Linked DNA regions of Homo sapiens: region 1 is linked to region 2. Evidence: read pairs that join two places in POLR2A ChIA-PET (ENCODE). Cell type or tissue: HepG2. All regions are shown on one strand. Links, peaks and the distances in the headings refer to the core of each region. The heading gives the core; the rest is flanking DNA. Region 1 has its middle 7.5 kb from the start of ACSL5. Region 2 overlaps TECTB (tectorin beta).

Region 1 (10,348 bases), core at 5,093-7,592, 69 kb before region 2:
ATACTGAGTGCCGATTGGTGTATTTATAATCCCTTAGCTAGACATAAAGGTTCTCCAAGTCCCCACCAGACTCAGGAGGCCAGCTGGCTTCACCCAGTCGATCCCGCACCGTGGCCACAGGTGGAGCTGGCTGCCAGTCCCACACCGTGTGCCCACACTCCTCAGCCTTTGTGTGTCTGGAATTGGTGGGTTCTTGGTCTCACTGACTTCAAGAATGAAGCTGCACACCCTGGCGGTGAGTGTTACAGTTCTTAAAGGCAGCGTGTCCGGAGTTTGTTCCTTCTGATGTTCGGATGTGTTTGGAGTTTCTTCCTTCTGGTGGGTTCGTGATCTCACTGGCTCAGGAGTGAAGCTGTGGACCTTCGCGGTGAGTGTTACAGCCCTTAAGGTGGGGCGTCTGGAGTTGTTTGTTCCTCCCGGTGGGTTCGTGGTCTTGTTGGCTTCAGGAGTGAAGCTGCAGACCTTCGTGGTGAGTGTTACAGCTCATAAAGGCAGTGTAGACCCAAAGAGTGAGCAGTAGCAAGATTTATTGCAAAGAGCGAAAGAACAAAGCTTCCACAGCATGGAAGGGAACCCCAGCAGGTTGCCACTGCTGGCTGGGGCAGCCTGCTTTTATTTCCTTATCTGGCCCCACCCACATCCTGCTGATTGGTCCATTTTACAGAGAGCTGAGTGGTCTGTTTTAACAGGGTGCTGATTGGTGTGTTTACAATCCCTGAGCTAGACACAAAGGTTCTCCACGTCCCCACTAGATTAGCTAGATACAGAGTGTGGACACAAAGGTTCTCCAAGTACCCACTAGAGTAGCTAGATACAGAGTGTCCATTGGTGCATTCACAAACCCTGAGCTAGACACAGGGTGCTGATTGGCGTGTTTACAAACCTTGAGCTAGATACACCGTGCCGATTGGTGTATTTACAATCCCTTAGCTAGACATAAAGGTTCTCCAAGTCCCCAGCAGTCAGGAGCCCAGCTGGCTTCACCCAGTGGATCCAGCACTGGGTCACAGGTGAAGCTGCCTGCCAGTCCCGCGCCATGAGCCGGCACTCCTCAGCCCTTGGGGTGGTTGATGGGACTGGGCGCAGTGGAGCAGGGGCCGGTGCTTGTCGGGGAGGCTCCGGCCACACAGGAGCCCACGGAGGGTGGGGGAGGTTCAGGCATGGCGGGCTGCAGGTCCTGAGCCCTGCCCCGCCGGGAGGCAGCTAAGGCCTGGCAAAAAATCCAGCACAGCACTGGTGGGCCGGCACTGGTGGGCCGGCACTGCTGGGGGACCCAGCACACCCTCTGCAGCCGCTGGCCGGGGTGCTAAGCCCCTCATTGCCTGGGGCCGGCAGGGCCAGCCGGCCGCTCTGAGTGCAGGGCCCGCGGAGCCCACACCCACCCGGAACTCGGGCTGGCCCGCAAGCACCATGCGCAGCCCCGGTTCCGCCCACGCCTCTCCCTCCACACCTCCCCACAAGCTGAGGGAGCGGGCTCAGGCCTCAGCCAGCCCAGGAAGGGGTTCCCACAGTGCAGCAGTGGGCTGAAGGGCCCCTCAAGTGCTGCCAAAGTGGGAGCCCAGGCAGAGGAGGTGCCCAGAGCGAGCGAGGGCTGTGAGGGCTGCCAGCATGCTGTCACCTCTCACTTGGAAGGTCGATGGGAAGGGGCAACGTGGAGCAGGGGGCGGTGCTCGTCGGGGAGGCTCTGGCTGTGCAGGAGCCCATGGCTGGTGGGGTTGGGTGGGGGAAGGCTCAAGCATGGCAGGCTGCAGGTCCCGAACCCTGCCCCACAGGGAGGCAGCAGCTAAGGCCCAGCGAGAAGTCAAGCACAGCAGCTGCTGGCCCAGGTGCTAAGCCTCTCACTGCCGGGGGCCAGCGGGGCAGGCCTGCTGGTCTGAGTGCGGGGCCTGCCGAGCCCACGCCCACCCGGAACTCTCGCTGGCCCACAAGCCCCGCGTACAGCCCCGGTTCCTGCCCGCGCCTCTCCCTCCACACCTCCCCGCAAGCTGAGGGAGCCGGCTCCAGCCTCAGCCAGCCCAGGCAGGGGCTCCCACAGTGCAGCACGGGCTGAAGGGCTCCTCAAGTGCCGCCAAAGTGGGAGCCAAGGCAGAGGAGGCGCCAAGAGCAAGCAAGGGCTGTGAGGGCTGCCAGCACGCTGTCACCTCTCACTTACTGTATTTGGTCAGGTGACCAATACCAAAATCAGAAGCTAATACCACTTCCTGTTGACTCTTGTGTGGAGGAGAGACTAGCATATTAACATAGAAGTCTTCTTAGGTCAGATTCTCATGTGCATTAACTTTTTTTTTTTTTTTTTTTGAGACGGAGTCTCACTCTGTTGCCCAGGCTGGAGTGCAGCAGGTCTGTCTTGGCTCACTGCAACCTCTGCCTCCTGGGGTTCAAGACATTCTCTTGCCTCAATCTCCGGAGTAGCCAGGACTACAGATGTGTGCCACCACACCTGGTTGATTTTTGTATTTTAGTAGAGATGGGGTTTCACCATGTTGGCCAGGCTAGTCTTGAACTCCTTACCTCAAGTGATCTGCCTGCCTCGGCCTTCCAAAGTGCCAGGATTACAGGTGTGAGCCACTGTGCCTGGCCGTTTTTTTTTTTTTTTTTTTTTTTTAAGACAGGGTCTCACTCCTGTCACTCAGGCAGTAGCAACATCATGGCTCACTGCAGCCTTGACTTCTTGGGCTCAGGTAATCCTCCCACCTTAGGCTCCTGAGCACTGGGACTACAGGTCAGTGCCACCACACCATTTAGGTAACGGTCCGTCCTCTCTCCAGCCACCTACGTTTGCTGAGCCACAGAGGCCTGGATTCTTCAAAACACAGGATTTTTCTTTTTTTGACATAGGGTCTTCCTCTGTCACCCAGGCTAAGTGCAGTGGTGCAATCTCGGCTCACTGCAACTTCCACCTTCTGGGCTCAGGTTATCCTCCCACCTCAGCCTCCAGAGTAGCTGGGACTACAGGCATGTACCGCCATACCTAATTTAAAAATGTTTACTAGAGATGGGTTTTGCCATATTGCCCAGGCTAGCCTCTTACTCTTGGGCTGAAGTCATCCACCCACTGCAGCCTCCCAAAATGCTAGGATTATAGGCATGAGCCTCTGCACCCAACCTGGTTCACTAACTATTTTTTTTTTTTAAGAGATGGAGTTTTGCTCTGTCACGCAGGCCAGAGTGCAGTGGTGTGATCTCAGCTCACTGCAACCTCCGCCCTGTGGGTTCAAGTGATTCTCCTGCCTCAGCCTCCCAAGTAGCTGGGACTACAGGCGTGCACCACCATGCTTGACTAAGTTTTGCATTTTTTAAGTAGAGATGGAGTTTCACTATATGTTCACAAGGCTGGTCTCAAACTCCTGACCTCAGGTGATTTGCCCGCCTCGGCCTCCCAAGGTGCTGGGATTACAGGGATGAGCCACTGCACCCAGTCTGTTCATTAACTCTTGAAGGTCACGTTTTTGCTAGAGTCTTAGTCCTTCCTTAGTATGTGAAAGAAAAGGGCTTCTAAGAAGTGGCTAAAGAAGACACAGTTCAATGGGGACTAGGGGTGTGACAACTACTTGACTGGACTAGAGTCCAGTTGTGTTAAGTAGCAACCCACTGAACTCCTTTGATACCACACTTACTGGAGAGTAAGATACTCCAAGCCAGTGGTTCCCAAACTTCAGCATCACAATCCCCATGGAGGGCTTGTTAGTTACAACATAGATTTCTGGCTAGAATTTCTAACTCCGTAGGTCTGATCTGGGGCCCAAGAATCTGCATTTCTAACAATTCCAGGTGATACGGATGCTGCTGCTCTGGGGACCACCCTTGGACCACATTTAGGATCATCTCTGCTTCAAGCAGCTATCCTGTCTTCAAAGGGCCCGGCTACTGAAATGTCACAAGGGATTGCATTTGGGGTAGTCTTGGCTATGGTGAGCCTGCAGGTGGGGGGAAAACTTGACACAGAATGGAACTCCTCAGATGCTCCAGGAGAGAGGTGGTCTTCAAAAGCAGCCAGCAGGCCAAGTCTCAGAGAAGTGCTTTGGCCACAGCAGGAGGTATCGGCAGTCACGGTCGCACCTCTTTAGGGAAATATAAAACAAAACTCACAGCATCACCACTAGACAGCCCAGGTGGGTATGAGAGTGGGTGTGTGGGGGACATCAGCTGATCCAACAACAGTCATTTTACTTGTGAGGGTACCTAAAATGCCAAAAAGTGAGGCAGCTGGCTCAGGTGATGTATTAACTAATGAGAGAGATAAGCCCAGGACCCAGGTCTCCAGTGCCCGAGCAGGCTACACCATCTCGATAAACCACTGCTTCCTACAGCCTCTCTCTTCAAAAACGTGTTAGATAAGCTTCTTTGCAACACGCTCTGTCACTCCCTCCCCTCCTACAGCCATATCCATTTAGAATCCAATACGAAAATTAATAACCTTTAGGCTTGGGCATCCTGCAGCCCCTAAAAAGTACAAACTTTCACTTTTAAGGTCATTCATAGGTGAGGTCTGGAGGAGTGAGGAGTCTGCCCCACAGCTACAACGCTGACATACTCACAACCATGCTGCTGGGATCTGTTTGTATACAATCCCGCTACAATGCTGACATACTCACAACCACACTGCTGGGAACTGTTTGTATACACTCCCACCCTCTTCCTAGGGCCAAAGAAACCACACATGTACTACACAATGTTGTTCTAGAATACTAGAGTCTAACATTCTAGAGTTTTGTAACACAGCCTGGAAATAGTCATTTTATCTTTAATGGCAGAGGCTGGCAACTCTTCAGAAACAGAAACCAGGCTTTCCCCTCGTTTTATTTTATTTTATTTTACTTTTGAGATGAAGTCTCACTCTGTTGCCCAGGCTAGAGTGCAGTGGCACAATCTTGGCTCACTGCAACCTCTGCCTCCTGGGTTTAAGCCATTCTCCTACTTCAGCCTTTCGAGTAGCTGGGATTACAAGCACCTGCCACCATGCCTGGCTAAATTATTATTATTTTTGTGTATTTTTAGTAGAGATGGAGTTTTACCGTGTTGGCCAGGCTGGTCTTGAACTCCTGACCTCAAGTGATCTGCCTGACTTGGCTTCCCAAAGTGTTGGGATTACAGGTGTGAGCCACCGCACCCAGCCCCCCATGTTTTAGAAAGCAGAGAAAGACAGACAATATAAGCAGACTAACTTTACATAGTGCCATCATGCATTCACATAGCTCCTCCCGGTTTATAAAATGCTTCTAGTTTGCCTCTTAGCAAACCTGTGAGGTCTGAGTGGGAACAATACTTTCAACATCCAAACTTCCAGTGGCTGCTGGGAGCCAGGTCCTGTGACAAACACTTCATTTGACCCTCACAATACACTTGGAAGGTAGTTATGATTTGTACAGACAAGAAAAATAGAAGCTCAGAGAAATGACATCCCTTCCCAAGATCCTATAGCTTGGTAACAGAGTGATGACGGTGGTGGGGCCAAGTGTTATTTTTTAATAATTTCAGGCGATTTTGCAAAGCCAAGTGATTTGCAGCTTGTCTCTGAAAATCTGCCTTTCTTTAGGAAGCACAGCTGGTTGCAAAGCAGATTTCACAGCAGGTTGAGACGAGTCAGGCAGAGCAACCAAATGTTACTTAAAGGTCTTAGTGAATATGTCCAGATTCCAGAGACCACTGAACCTAATGAAGTCCTTTTTTTTGAGACAGGGTCTCGCTCTGTTGCCCAGGCTGGCGTACAGTGGCACAATCTTGGCTCACTGCAACCTCTGCTTCCTGGGTTCAAGCAATTCTCCTGCCTCAGCCTCTCGAGTAGCTGGGATTACAGGCACCTGCCATCACACCCAGCTAATTTTGTTTTGTTGTTGTATTTTTAGTAGAGACAGGGTTTCACCACGTTGGCCAGGCTGGTCTTGAACTCCTGACCTCAAGTGATCCACACGCCTCGGCCTCCCAAAGTGCTGGGATTACAGATGTGAGCCACCATGCCCGGCCCCAGATTTCTCCTTTTAATATAACCTCTGACCTCAGAATCTAGAAGATTCATCTTAAACCTCTAGATCTTTTGTTTTAGAATATTTCACTGGATTAAGATGATGGAACAGTCACAAAATAATGCTTACCATAAGCATTTTTGGTGAGGGCAAAGAAGAAATGTGAGGACCAGAGAGAAAAGGGAAAGCTCATGATGTCTGCAGTAGCTGGGACATGTGAAGCACGCGAAACACTTATTTAGGAAGGATCTTAGGCTGTTTTGACCTCTACGTCAAGCCTTTTCAAGTCAAACAACATGACTCAACAGGCAAGAGAAGCAAAGACCTAGAGCTATGGGCTGGATCTATTCTTGTTAACTTCACAATGATGGATCACAAAGAAAGAGGGGAGATGTCCCTTCCTGGAGTTAGCTGAATAGCAGGGCAGAGGTTGTGATGGCATGCAGTGGGCAAAAACAGAGCTGTGTTGCACTGACCTTTAGCTTCCCACATGGCAGAGTTGACTCTGAAGTTTATCTGTGTACTGAGATATGAGAAGGAAGGAGCGAAGTCCCTTAACTCATAACCAGGGTGTCATAATCAGCCACAGAAATTCATGTTCGCCCTTTCCCTGGTTATCTGATATTTCAAAAGGCTAATGACACTCAAAGTACAACTTACAGGGCAGTGATTCAAGTTTTTCATGCCAGATCCTCTCTGAAGGCCTTCATGATGGCGAACATCACTGAGCTCCTACCGCGTGGTGGCAACACTACATTTAAGTACTATCGCATTTAATCACACAGCAGCCCTATGGAAGTTTTTATTGCTATTTAGAAGGAGAGGAAAATCTAAGAGAGGCCAAGTAACACAGTTAAGAGAAAGAGTTGCTGCCATCGCTGAGCTGTGGGGTCAGCTTCTTCCTCATGCCCCATGAAGTTCCCATGGTGCAGGGTTCACTACAGGGCCCGGAATGGAGCTGTGAGCCCTTGCTGCATAGCAGACGGCTAAGAAGAAAGAGCTAGGGGGTAGCCTAATTAAACCTCCAAGGTACACAGCTAACAGTTGGCTGAGTCTCAGAGTCAGATTTTGAGCTTAGGTGGTCTTGAGTCTAGAGCCCAAGCACATATCTGTGACTGCGTACCATCCGTTCCAAGACCCCCTAGCAAACTGGTGTGTTTATATATGCGTTTCTTTTCAGAATTTTTACTGGTCTCTCAAAGAAAACTAAGACCCATTGCCCTACAGGAAGCCAGACCCAATACCAGACATGTGGACCGGATGCCAAGGGTCCGGCCCCCTCGAGAAGGGGTCCCTAGCAGCCTGGACATCCTGCCTGCTGCAGAGCCCATTACCAACTCAGAGCCTTGCTTCACTTCACTGGAGGGGCCAATGCTCCACGGGTCCCAGCTGTGCGACCCCCTAGCTCTTTCTTCTTAGCCGTCTGCTATGCGGCAAGGGCTCACAGCTCCATTCTGGGCCCTGTAGTGAACCCTGCACCATGGGAACATCACAGGGTATGAGGAAGAAGCTGACCCCACAGCTCAGCGATGGCAGCAACTCTTTCTCTTAACTGTAGCTGCTGATATCAATTGCTTGGGCATGCATGCTCTTGAGAACACGTGCTTACTCTTCGTGGGAAGAAAGTGTTACCCAAGTGTGAGCACTTGGCTGACAAGAATGTTGTTTGCCCAGATTACAATAAAAAGCTCCCCCAACCCCAGGCACCCCTCCCCTTTCTTGAACCACACACCCAAAGCAAATTGCCTTTCAGCCTTAGATTTGAGCTTTCCAATGGGTGGGGCATGACACATGACACATGGAAGGGCCAGTAGACACTGATCACCCTCAACCCTCGGGATGTGCTCGTGAACAGCCCCATCTCAGCCTTTTTTTTTTTTTTATCCCCCTGAGGTGGAGCCTCGCCCTGTTGCCCAGGCAGGAGTACAGTGGTGTGATCTCAGCTCACCGCAACTTCCGCCTTCCAGGTCCAAGCGATTCTCCCACCTGAGCCTCCCAAGTAGCTGGGATTACAGGTACCTGCCACCACACCGGGCTAATTTTTGTATTTTTAGTAGGGAAGGGGTTTCGCCATGTTGGCCCGGCCAGTCTCAAACTCCTGACCAGGTGATCTGCCCGCCTCGGCCCCTCAAAGTGCTGGGATTATGGGCGTGAGACACCGTGCCCGGCCCCATCTCAGGCTTTAAGTATGCTGAATAAATATTATTCTCAGTGTCATGATGTAGGCAGCTTGTTCCTTTATCAGCAAGAGCTTCCAAAGAGCATTAAAGAATCAGATAGACAGAACTGAGGCCACTGAGAGAGGTGTCAAGTTGAAATTCCCAGAACCTTCAACACCCCATAGGAAACATCGCTATCTCCCAGGGGATTAAAAGGGTGGCTCAGAGTGAAAATTTACTGTTCAATACTATAACCACTAACTACACGTGGCTACTGAGCAGTTGAAATGAGGCAAGTCTAAATTGAGAGGTGTTTAAGTATAAAACACACACCAAATTTTCCAGATGTGGTATAAAGAAAATAACATAAAATCTCAATGTTTAAAATACTGATTATGTGTTGAAATTATAATATTTAGGATACTCTTGATAAGTAATCTTAACTGCTATTTTTACTTTTTTAAATGTGTGTGCTAGAAAATTTTAAATAATATATGTTACTCGTGTTATTTTTTTGGACAGTGCTGATTTAGAAACTAAAGGCCCTGGCCAGGCGTGGTGACTCACGCCAGTAATCACGGCATTTTAGGAGGCCAAGGTTGGCGGGTCACTTGAGGTCGGGAGTTTGAGACCAGCCTGGCCTGAGGCATGAGAATAGCTTGAACCTGGAAGGCAGAGGTTGCAGTGAGCCAAGATCACGCCACTGCACGCCAGCCTGGGTGACAGAGTGAGACTCAGTCTAAAAAAAATAAAAAAGACAAAGAAACCAAAGGCCCTTTGACTTAATGCCTACAGAATATAAGCAAAAGGTAGTGTTGCCCAGTGGCAGCAATGAACATGTTGTAATTGTTCTGGGAGAACTTTTTTCCCCCTAAAAACCAGCCAGAGCTTCATCATCCCATGTAATGCTTGAAAACTATGTATATGCCTGTATATATTAGCAATTATAAATCCAGGCATCTTCAGAAACCTGTCCCAGCAACATCTTTTACCTGTTCCTCTGGTTTCTGCAGCAGCAGCAATTTGTTCCTTAGGGTCAACACAGAATCCATCCAACAGACTTTATGATCTTTTGCCTGGAGCAATAAACCTTTATTATAAAACTGCTACCACTTACTGGCTATTGTTACATGCCAGGCACTATGCTGTGTATTTTACATTTACTACTTCATTTAATCCTTGCAAAAGGTTGTCAGAGTAATTACGAATGAGGAAATTGGGTTCAGATAATACATAACTTGTCCATGCCAGCTTTTCTCATTCCAAAACCTGTGCTTACAGCCATTCTGCGACACTGCCTTCTACAGGAAGGTAGTGGGAGAAGCCGGGGTTCCTGTGCCATAGATAGGAATACCAGTATTCTGGGGGGATGTCAGCACCTCCCTCCTTTTCAAGCCTTTAAGGATATTATCCTCTGCCTTGCAAGCTTTCTTTCCCTGGGCTCACAGCCTGGGGACAGACACACCACGTGCTTGGCTCAAGAGCCTTTACCAGGAGCAGAGAGGAAATGCCAGGAAGTGGGAGGGCTCCTGGTTTCTCCAGACAAGAAACTGGAGAGGGCGGAGGAGTCAGGGACATCCTGTCTCACTTTAGATGTATGGCTATCCACCAGAAAGAAGCTGCCAGATGCCAAGCCCAGTGCCACAAAGGTCGCCAATTTACACAGATGGAGAAACATTCTGTGGGTCAAGAGTGTGTCATCACCAGAGAAAGATGGATTAGTACATATTTTTTCTTTTTTTTTTTTTTTTGAGGAGTCTTGCTCTGTTGCCCAGGCTGGAGTGCATTGGCATGATCTCTGCTCACTGCAACCTCTGCTTCCCGGTTTCAAGTGATTCTCCTGCCTCAGCCTCCTGAGTAGCTGGGATTACAGGCATCTGCCACTATGCCTGGCTAATTTTTGTGTTTTTAGTAGAGATGTGGTTTCACCATGTTGACCAAGCTGGATTCAAACTCCTGACCTCAGGTGATCTGCCTGCGTCAGCTTCCCAAAGTGCTGGGATTACAGGCGTGAGCCACCGCTCCCGGCCAGGACACATTCTTTATTTGCTCAGTGTTTGGGACACTATGACAGCAAAAGTGTCTTGGCAAACCTAAAATTTTATGGAAAGTGGCTTTGGAATTAATGGCATCACTGTTAGTCATTCCGTATCTTTGAATACTGAGTACCTGGAGCAGGTGGTTGCTTCTCCTCCTCACAACCTCTGAAAGTTTTTGCTCTTCATG
Region 2 (10,348 bases), core at 297-2,796:
TCCCAGGCATTTTGATTAGCAGCACCTCACTTGATCTTCACAACTGTGAGGTCAAGTTGATGAGCTAGGAGATGGGTATTACTGTCCTCATTCTATAGACAAGGTACGATGGGAGGGGAGTGACTTATAAGAGTCACACTTTTAGTAAGTTACACCTGTGTCCCAAAGAAAGAAAATCCCTAGGAGATAAGGCCCTCCGAGGACTGGAATATGTCCAGCCCTTGAGGGACATACAAAGTAAGGACAATGGCACCAGGTGCAGCATTGCCCCTGCTGCCACAGCTGCCTAAGCTCAAGTCACACCCAACACATTTCTGTGTGTGAACTGTGAGGTTTTGCATTGAAAATTTGTATTTATGGTATATTATTTAAATTATATATATCTACATAGTTACTTTTGTAAAAATGTGGTCACATTTTTAATATAAGCACAGAAATAATGACTGAAGGATACCGTCTAAATGTTAACACAGGCTGATACAAAGGGATAAAATTATGGGCATTTTTGGTTTTCTTCTTTGTATTTTTATGTATTCTTCCAAATTCTCTATAATGAGAATACAATATTTGTATGATATTCCAACGTCTCAAAGGTAATAATTCAGTTTAAAAAATGACACAGATGGGCATTTATTTAAGCTAGTGGTTCTCGCTTGGTCCACTTTGTGCCCCAGGGGACATTTGGCACTGTGATTGTCCAGGCTGGGGGAAGTGCTGCTGGTATCTAGTGAGTGGGCGGAGACCAGGGCTGCTGCTGAACGTCCTACAGTGCACAGCACAGCCCCCACAGTGGAGAATGGTCCCACCCCAAATGTCAAGGTGCCAACATTGAGAAACCCTAGTTTCAGCAAACATACTTTTTCATTTAACAAAGACTGATGACCTAAGTGCCGTTCCTTTAACTAGGTGTTGGAAACAGACGCAACCATTCTTGGGACTGTACAGAGAAGCCCACACTATTGTGGGGGTTTGTTATCTGCAGGTAGCACGGGGTAGCAGGGTCTGTCGCTCTGCAGGAAAAGGTCTATGTTTCGAAAGCGTCAGACCACTGAATAGCACCATAGCAGGCCCCAGATTAATGCAACTCTGAAGCATCTTTCTTCTTGTATGGTAAACTCGGCACACACGCCAGAGAGCGGTCCAGTTACCCCAGGGAACCTTCATGATGTTCTCTACCCCACCCCTTTTCCCTCAGAAACAGACAACGGGGGGCCAAGCTAAAGGCAGGCACTAAGGAAGTCAAGTGTGAGAGTGAGGGAGTGAAGTGAGGGAATGCTGTACCTTTGTATCTGGACCAGGGGTCAGAGCCGGGTCTGTGTGTGGTGGGCTCTGAACAGTGATGAAACTGTGGCATTTTCCAAGTTGTGAAACAAGACTTCTGTAGGATCATTTTGTCAATAAACACGAGATCCTCGTATGAACTCAAGATGGGAGTTCTTAAAATAGCTCTTTGCAGCCAGAGTGCCCCAGGCATGGTCAGCCAGTGGAAAATAATGTAAGCAGAGCTTTGTCAGGGGGTGGGGAGGAGGCAAAAAATAGGCAGATCTAGATGCCTTGGCACTGCTGCTTCTTGGCACCAGCTGCAGCACCCACACTTCAGTGGCAGCTGCCTCTAGATGGTGGAAGCCCACAGGAGGCTTTTATGCCCTCTCTGCATGAGCCTCCTTTCCCATGTCAGATTGCTCTTTGAGATAAGTATGCTGCTTTTGGGGCATCCATGTGTACAGGGAAATTCCTTATGATATATCTCCTGCCATCTCTCCAGGAACTTTTGCAAACTGGGTTTTTTTTTTCCAAAGGGGCCCAGTGTTGTGAGCAAAAATCATCTGGAGATTGTGGGAGTGGACTTTTCCATTCTCCCCTTTGGCACTGAACTTTGTGCATGTATCTCCAACTTTGAGGTGCCATGTCAACTAGGAAGAATGTAGAAATGGGTCGGGATGTCTTACATCTGGCTGTGTTGAAATGCAGATTCCGTGGGTTTCCCCAGAGTCCTTCTGATCTGGTAGGTTTACAGTACACCTGCATACGTAATAGGCACCCTACACAGTTTGTGTGTACACTAGAGCTTGAGGACAATTGTGCAGACCACCCAAAGCCACAGGCATCCCTTTTTCAGCCATGTTGCACATCTGCCAGATGGGAACAACGGCACTAGAACTCCCTGCAGAGAGATGATTCCAGGGGTAGCAGAAGCCTTTGCCTAGTGTGACCATTGCCTGAGAGAGGTTCCCAGTGCCTGATAGCAATTTCTGGTCCCTGCAGGTCAATACGTTATTTCAGAATTCCTGGAGTCATTTGATTGCACCATTGCTAACAGAGGCTGAATGAATTGAATCATTCAATGGCAGATGTGAGGTAAACACCCAGATTAAGCTGCCATCTCTACAGGAGGCTTTGCTGGGCTGCACAGGTGTGCCTCGGCCAGCCTGTCCTGTCCAGGCCACTCAGGAGGTAACACTGACTGAGTCTGAATCCCAGGCCTTCTCCTTACTAGCTCCATATCTTGGGCACATTTCTGGACCTGTGCCTCAGTTTTCTCCTCTATAAAATAATGATTATTATACTGTCTACTTTAGAGAGGGTTTAATGACATTTAGATAAATTAATATTTGTAAAACACCTATCTAGAACAATGTTTGGTATATTGTAAGAGCTGTATAAGTGTTTGCTAAATAAAAATAGAGGTCCAAAATAGCTCCACTTTTGTTATCCAATTATGTTTATCCTTGACATTAATTTTTCCTTGGCCTGATGGGTTCTGAGAATAACACAGGCACATTGGTCTGTTACATGCTTTGTTTAGAGAATGATCTCTTCTTTGTTTACTGCTAATTATGTGTATGATGTCCACATCTCTTGTCTAGCCCTGTCTCTCCTCTAATTTCCAATAGTACAATTCTAAGTACTTCTGGACAATCATCATTTGAAGCTTAACATGTCTGTTAGTGAACTCAGCGAGAATCCATATTTCCTTATCCAAAAACCTCCTTCTCCAACAGCCAAATCCAGACACTCTTCCTCAGCTTTGTAGTCCACAGATTTAAGAACACAAAGCCATCTTTTTCCATTACTCCCCAGATTTCTTGCGCTGTCCTTTCCTCCACCTCCTATCTGATTAGTTCCTACATTTTCTCATTCCTGCAGAAGCATCTCCCTACTTTTTATTACCTTGTTCCATTCACTTGGCTACAATAGCAGTTCATGTCTTATCACCCTTGCACAATAGCTGCCAGGGCCTCTAATCTGGTTTTTCTCCCTTCCATGCACGTTTCTAAACCATCCTGTGTATGACTTCCAGCATTGCCTTTCTAGGGCGCACTTCTAGTACTACTTTAGTGCTTTACTCCAAATTGTAAAAGCTCCCGGTTATCTACTTAATTAGTAATAAAAACAATGATCTTATTTAAAATGGTTGGACTATCTAGCAAGTACCATCTGCTAAGCTTTTGATATCGATTATTTAATTTAGTCATCATCACCGTGGTTCTGTTGTCAGACTAATTGGATTTGAATTCAGCCTGCACACTTCCTCTTGCACACATACACACATGCACACACACGCATGCGCACACACACATTTAATATGAGACCTTACCCTCTCTTGTGCCTCAGTATTCACATCTGTAAAATGGGGATGATAGTAAAACTAACTTTCTTGTTGTACGGCTTAAAGGAGTTAATATAAGGTAAAGCTCTCAGAACAGTATCTGGCCCCTAGAATGCACTATGTCCTGTTTCTTAGTATTTGTTCTTTGCCTGGAACCACAGATGGTGTCACTGCTGTAACTCCAGCAGGCTTCACCTCTTCCTCCCAAGCTTTCCCAAGCCAGAGCAAAGTAGCCCGATAAATGCCTGGTTCCACTGTTCAGCCCTGTCTCTAGATAGTGTACCTACCCCTTGTTGATCAGCTGCCACTGCAAGGGATACATGAAGTCAGCCGAGGGGGTGGCCCAACAGCTGTTCAAGACCACTTTAAACCTGGAAATAAAACAAAATGGCATCACTTTGAAACAGAGAATCTTATGCCTACAAACATCTGATGATTAAAAAGTATGTCAGCTAGTCTTTTTTTTCTTTGCATTTAAACATATAAACTTGGAGGAAATGTACTTACCTAATGCTTAACCCTTTGGCTTCCACTCCTGCAAACAGATCTGAACCGATTTCGGATGCCTCCAGGACAAAGGGAGCTTCTTTCTTGATGGAGAACTTGGCATTCTTTGGAAGGAAATTGACACTGGGCATTATGAACTCTCAGATTGAGCAGCTAGGTCTACCAGGAGCAGATGAATTGGGATGGGGTGGGGATGAGAATCAACCCAAAGACATAAGCAGGTGAGACCATAGAGTGATCCTCCAAGACCAGAGAAATTCTAAGTCTTAAGACACTATGCCATCTTAGAAGGGATGAGGACATCATATAATCACGTATTCTAGATTTGCTCATTATAGTGAGACACACACTGTATGTCTCATTTATGCCAATGAGATTTCACTAATGGAAAACAAGTGAAATTCAGGGATATTAAGGCACTGTGTTATACTGAATCGCCCAAGGACACAGGGACTGAGCACATACAACACCCGCCTCTGCCCTCACTCGTTGCTACTTTTTGCCTGAGCAGATTTCAGCGTGGGTTGGGAAGTGTAGGATCAGATTCCCAGATTCCCAGTACAATCATCAACAACAATAACAACCACTACCACAATGTATTGATCAACTACTATGTGTTGGGCACTGACGATGGACTCTGTCAGGATTTTGTTAGCGAACAAAGCAAAGATATCTGCCTTCAATGATCTGGCATATTCTAGCAGGGGAGACAAACAGTAAGTAAGTAAATGATATAATATGTAACTATAGACCATAGGACATTATCTAGAAAAGCTATAAAACATGCAGAGTGGGATAAGGAAGATCAGGAGTGTGAGGAAGGGCAGGTTGCAGTTTTAAATACAGTGGTTGGGGAGGCCTCACTGAGGATGTGACATTTGAGCAAGATTTGGAGGAAGTGAGGAGGGGGGCCATGTAGCTATCCAGGGAAGAATGCTTGAGTCAGGATAAAGGCCCTGGGGCAGGACTGTGGCTGGCAGCACAGCAAGGAGGCCAGTGTGGCTGGAGCAAGTAAGTGAGGCAGGAGGGTGGAGAGTGGGGAGCGGGGTGGGGGTGAGGTTAGATAAGTTGTGGGGGCTGATCAAGAAGACTGGGGCTGGCTGGGCGCTGTGGCTCACACTTGTAGTCTCAGCGCTTTGGGAGGCTGAGGCAGGCAGATCACTTGAGGCCACAAGTTCGAGACTAGCCTGGCCAACATGACGAAACCCTGTCCCTGTTAAAAATACAAAAATTAGCTGGGTGTGGTGGCAGGCATCTGTAGTCCCTGTAATCCCAGCTACTCTGGAGGCTGAGGCAGGAAGATCTCTTGAACCTGGGAGGTGGAGGTTGCCATGAGCCAAGATTACACCATTGCACTCCAGCCTGGGTGACAGAGTGAGACTCTGTCAAAAACAAAAAACAAAAAACCTCAAAAACTAAACACTGGGTCTTACTCTCTGAGTGCAGTGGGGCAGCAAGGAGTCAACACCACGATGTGAGCACAGTAACAGCAGGTTCTGATCACTGGCCTGGCATGTGGGATATTTCCCTGCCATTCTCATCAGGACATGCTGGGTGAGCTGTTAGGAATAACAGCAGTGTTTCTGTTTGACTTACTCAAAGGAGGCTGATTTCTCCATTCTCTGAGTCTTGAGTTCATTCAACCCTAGTAACAATCTTGAACTGCTCTGTGGATTAGCTTTCTTTCTTTCTTTTTTTTTTTTTTTGAGATGGAGTCTTGCTCTGTCACCCAGGCTGGAGTGCAGTGGCGCGATCTCGGCTCATTGTGAACTCTGCCTCCCGGGTTCACGCCATTCTTCTGCCTCAGCATCCCGAGTAGCTGCGACTACAGGTGCCTGCCACCACGCCCGGCTAATTTTTTGTATTTTTAGTAGAGACAGGGTTTCACCGTGTTAGCCAGGATGGTCTCGATCTCCTGACCTCGTGATCTGCCCGCCTCGGCCTCCCAAAGTGCTGGGATTACAGGCGTGAGCCACTGCGCCCAGCCTGTGGATTAGATTTCAGAGACAAAAGCATTACCATGGAAGGGCAAGGATCCTGGGCTAACCCGAGCTTCCACCGCTAACTTGGGACACACTATAGGCAAGTCAGCCTTTCAGGCCTCAGCTTCTTCCTATGCAAAATGGACATAACCTTTGTGACTTTATGTAATAGGAGAATAAAGCTTAGACCAGGTTACTGTTTGAAAGATTGAGTTTCATAGACCTGGAGATTTGCAGAACTGCAATAGGTAGACAGTGGCAGGAGGAACGGATTTCAGCAAGGATGTCTAGTTAAAATGGACTTTATAGTATTCCATGGTGTATATGTACCACATTTTCTTTATCCAGTCTGTCACTGATGGGCATTTGGGTTGATTCCATGGCTTTGCTATTGTGAATAGTGTTGCAATGAACATATGCATGCATGTGTCTTTGTAATAGAATGATTTATATTCCTTTGGGTTGCATGTATCTTTGTAATAGAATGATATACATTCTTTTGGGTATATACCCAGTAATGGGATTGCTGGGTCAAATGGTCTTTCTGGTCGTTTGCAAAGATGGATGGAGTTGGAAGCCATTATCCTCAGCACACTAACAGAGGAACAGTGCATGGTCTCACTTATAAGTGGGAGCTGAACAATGAGAACATATGGACACAGGGAGGGGAACAACACACACTGGGGCCTGTTGGTGGGTGGGGTGGGGGAGGGAGAGCATTTGGAAAAATAGCTAATGCATGCTGGGCTCAATACCTGGGTGATGGGTTGCTAGGTGTAGCAAACCACCATGACATATGTTTACCAGTGTAACAAACTTGCACATCCTGCACATGTACCCCAGAACTTAAAATAAAAATAACAAATAAAGATAAAATAAAGTGGACTTTACCCCTCACATGTCAAACACACAGGGACTTTGTTGAGACGACTCAGAATCTCTTTTGTTTCCTAGTACCTCTGACATTATTTTACTGATGGCAAGTCCAGCAAGGGCTGCCTGATTCAGTCACCTAGAAGTCAGTTGCTTCCTCCCATTTGTCAGCCCCTGCACCATTTAAATGACTGCAATAATTGGATAATAATGTTCTTAATCATAAGGGATCTACTGGCTTAAAATGCAGGTTGAAGTGGCAGATTTACAGTGATTTTTAATGTTCCTTGTTATGTTCTGAGATTTGTCATATTTTGAGAGGCCATTTTCAAATATAGGAACTTACCTGGGGACCCCGATGTAGTCCCCAAACCTGTCAGAGGTATCGCTCCCAACTCTTTCTGCCAGGGACCAGCCAGCAGAATGTTAGAATATTGGAATAATACCTCTCCTCATGGAAGAACCTGCCTGATTCTGTTACAAAGTGAAGAACAGAGCTGACACCGTTAATTCAGTTTCTGAAATAGAACACTAATGATTGAGTTCTCTATATTCTCACCCAACAGCTCAGGGAAGGCTTGGAATAATTTTTCCCCTACTTTCTCTATAATGTGAAAATTAGAAACCTATTCCAGATCCAGTAATCTTCCTTTATCCACAGGAGATATGTTTCAAGACCCCCAGTGGATGCCTGAAACTGCAGATAGTACCAAACCCTATATATATTACTTTTATTTTGATCCGATAACATGGATGGCTACTGAGTGACTGACAGACAGGTAGTGTCTACAGTGTGGATATTCTGGACAAGGGGATGATTTATATCCCAGGAAGTACAGAGTGAGCGGTGCAAGATTTCATCATGCTACTCAGAACAGGTGTGCAATTTAAAACTTAAGAATTGTTTATTTCTAGAATTTTCCATTTAATATTTTTGGACCACAGTTTACCAAGGGTAACTGAAACCATGGAAAGCAAAACTGTGGGTAAGAGGGGACCCACAGTTGTGAACGGTTGAGTCACAACTAGCCAGTGTCACAAGTTAAGGATGAGTACACCTGGCTTAACAATAGTTCATGTGGAAACATCTCGGAGTTGCTCCATGTGAAGTAGCGGTGAAAAAAACTGCCCTAAAGTTATTTTCCTAGGACACATTCCTAGAGTCTTCCAGAACCTAGAAGGTCACCTCTGACCCGTGATGGCCTGCACGGGTCTGATAAAGTCTAGAATATAACACTTCAACTTTGGGCTTCATTTTTTAATAGGGATACTGAGCAACTGGATCATATTCAGAGAAGAGTGACTAGGATGGTGAATGAACCACCAACAGAGACAAGATGTTTAGCTTGGAGAAGGTGGACATATTTGAAGTACTGTCAGCCAGATAATTATATGATATTATTTCAGAAGACAGAACTGGGACACATGTGCGAGAGTTCAGGGTGTCAGATATCAGAGCTGATCTAAAATGGGAAGGCCCAAATATCATTGTCTTTGGAAGAGGCAGGGAGGCCACCCCACAGCAATATTGCAGAAGGGTTTTGGGCTTTGGGTGGAAAGTCAAGGTTTACCACCTCGGAGGCTTGTTTTGACTCCTGGAGTCTATGATTTTGGCCTCTATTGCTTGCATTTTTTCCGTCTTAAGCTTTTTCATTTCTATCTGTCTAAAAGGAATGATCAGTACTGTTTTGATTGAATAAAAGTCAATATAATCCAACACTGACATCGATGTTCAGCCTTATAAAGTTAACAATGCTAGAAGCCCTCAGAGTTTCCACTTTAAATAGAGTCAAAGTCTACAATGATGAGAATGGCTACTTTCTTGGGTACTTAACTTGTACCAGGCACTGTGCTAAGTGCTTCCTAAAGATTATTTCATTTAATTCTATAACAAACCTATGGGGTAAGTGCTATTATTATCCCTGCTAACAAATGCAGAGATAGAAGCCCAGAGAGGTTGGTTAACTAACTTGCCCAAAGTCACACAACTAGTAAATGATGGAACAAGGCTTCAAACTAGTGGTCTGTTGAGAAGGCCCATTTTCTTAACCACAGCACTAGGGTATTTCCGTAAGCCAACTACCTTCCTTATTTTGTATTGAGGGTCAAAATAACTTTTCACTAGGAATACCAACCATGGGATATTGTCAAGAGTGAGTGGGAGGGGGATGGAGAGAAAAGAAAAGAGGAAGCCTGCTGAGTAGAACTGGTGCTTTTAGAGCCCAGCATTTGAAGCTCTCAGGATCCTAAGCAATTAGCAGTGCATTGATTCCATTGTGTTATCTAGGGCAGAGCTCTCTTTCTGGTAATTTGATGGAAATATATGCAGGGAGCAGTTGTTGCTTCAGAAACACATAAGAATGCTCTGAAAGTGGAAGAAGGGAGGAGAAAAAAATACCAACCACATGGGTCAGGCATAGGGAACTGAGCCCATGGCGGGAATATTAATCAGTACGAAAGTGTCAGGATGGCAGAGTCCCTTCTTTGCTGAGGCCCGTTTGTCCTGGAAAGGTCTTGGTGGGCCTCAGGGGACGCTTGACCCTTAATTCTATACTTGTTGAAGGGAGTGTCCCGTTATCTGTCTGTCCAGCCCAGAGGATGGCCTGGGGGATGCTGAGGACATGTCTCTTATTATTATTATTTTTTTTTAAGAAAATAAGCTCATTCCAGTTCTAAGACTTGATGTTTTGTTTATGCCTGAAGCTCAGCTCTACGCAGCTGATGGTGGGCAATGATTTTTGACAATCCTGGTGTCTCCGTGTTGCCAACTATTGTAAAACCTTCATGGGATCATATCTATAATTTTATCTGGTTAAAATAACAATTATTCACTTCCAGACAGGGATTCAATAGCAAAGGCAGCCTGTCATCAGGGAGTCCCCTGAGACTGTTGTCAGTGCGCAGAAGCCAATTTTCCTCTCCGGACGGCTTTCATCACTGACTGTAGTGGTTTCACCACCTTATCATCACCCTGGTGGCCCATGCTGTATTTAGCCCCCGATTATAGGTCAAGGGCTACGTGGATTCCCTTTCTCGGTACTTAACGACTAGTGGTGTGTGGCTAGGGGCAGATCTAGATTTTGTGGGATCTTGAAACTTTTACAATGTGGAGAGCCCTCTTTAATGAAAAGAATCACATTTTTCAATACAGAATTAGACACAAGGCCTTGAAAGGGCCTTGAAATGAGTTTCATTCCCTTCGCAGTAAGTAAAGTGACCATATCTAGGAGATCTGTGTTCCAGACTGGCCACCGCTCTGAACTACCTGTGGGCTCTCAGGCTAATCCTTCCTCCCTCTGGGCTTCTGGTCCTCATCTGTACAACAGACTAGGTTATTCTAGGATCCCTTACAGCTCTCGCCTTCTGAGTTCAGCAG

What was found. Peaks named below come from ENCODE experiments on the same cell type or tissue, not always from the same donor. Only the 100,000 strongest peaks of a DNase experiment are listed, where the experiment ranks them.
Region 1: POLR2A ChIA-PET joins it to region 2 with 5 read pairs; 2 of 35 experiments call an interaction of 5 or more read pairs at or near these places.

The regions. Positions count from the first base shown.
Region 1 is chr10:112,361,405-112,371,752 of GRCh38, reverse strand. No RefSeq gene overlaps it. Among named protein-coding and RNA genes, the nearest start is that of ACSL5, 7.5 kb to the left of the region's middle. In HepG2, for the core only: no CTCF peak of the experiment used is centred there; a DNase peak (open chromatin) is centred at 6,522.
Region 2 is chr10:112,287,611-112,297,958 of GRCh38, reverse strand. TECTB (tectorin beta) reads right to left here. Exons shown (of 11, transcript NM_058222.3): 6 at 4,118-4,221; 7 at 3,898-3,981. Among named protein-coding and RNA genes, the nearest start is that of MIR6715A, 6.8 kb to the left of the region's middle. RefSeq lists an enhancer at 8,928-9,556. In HepG2, for the core only: no CTCF peak of the experiment used is centred there; DNase peaks (open chromatin) are centred at 838, 1,348, 1,918 and 2,308; H3K4me3 peaks cover 1,184 bases.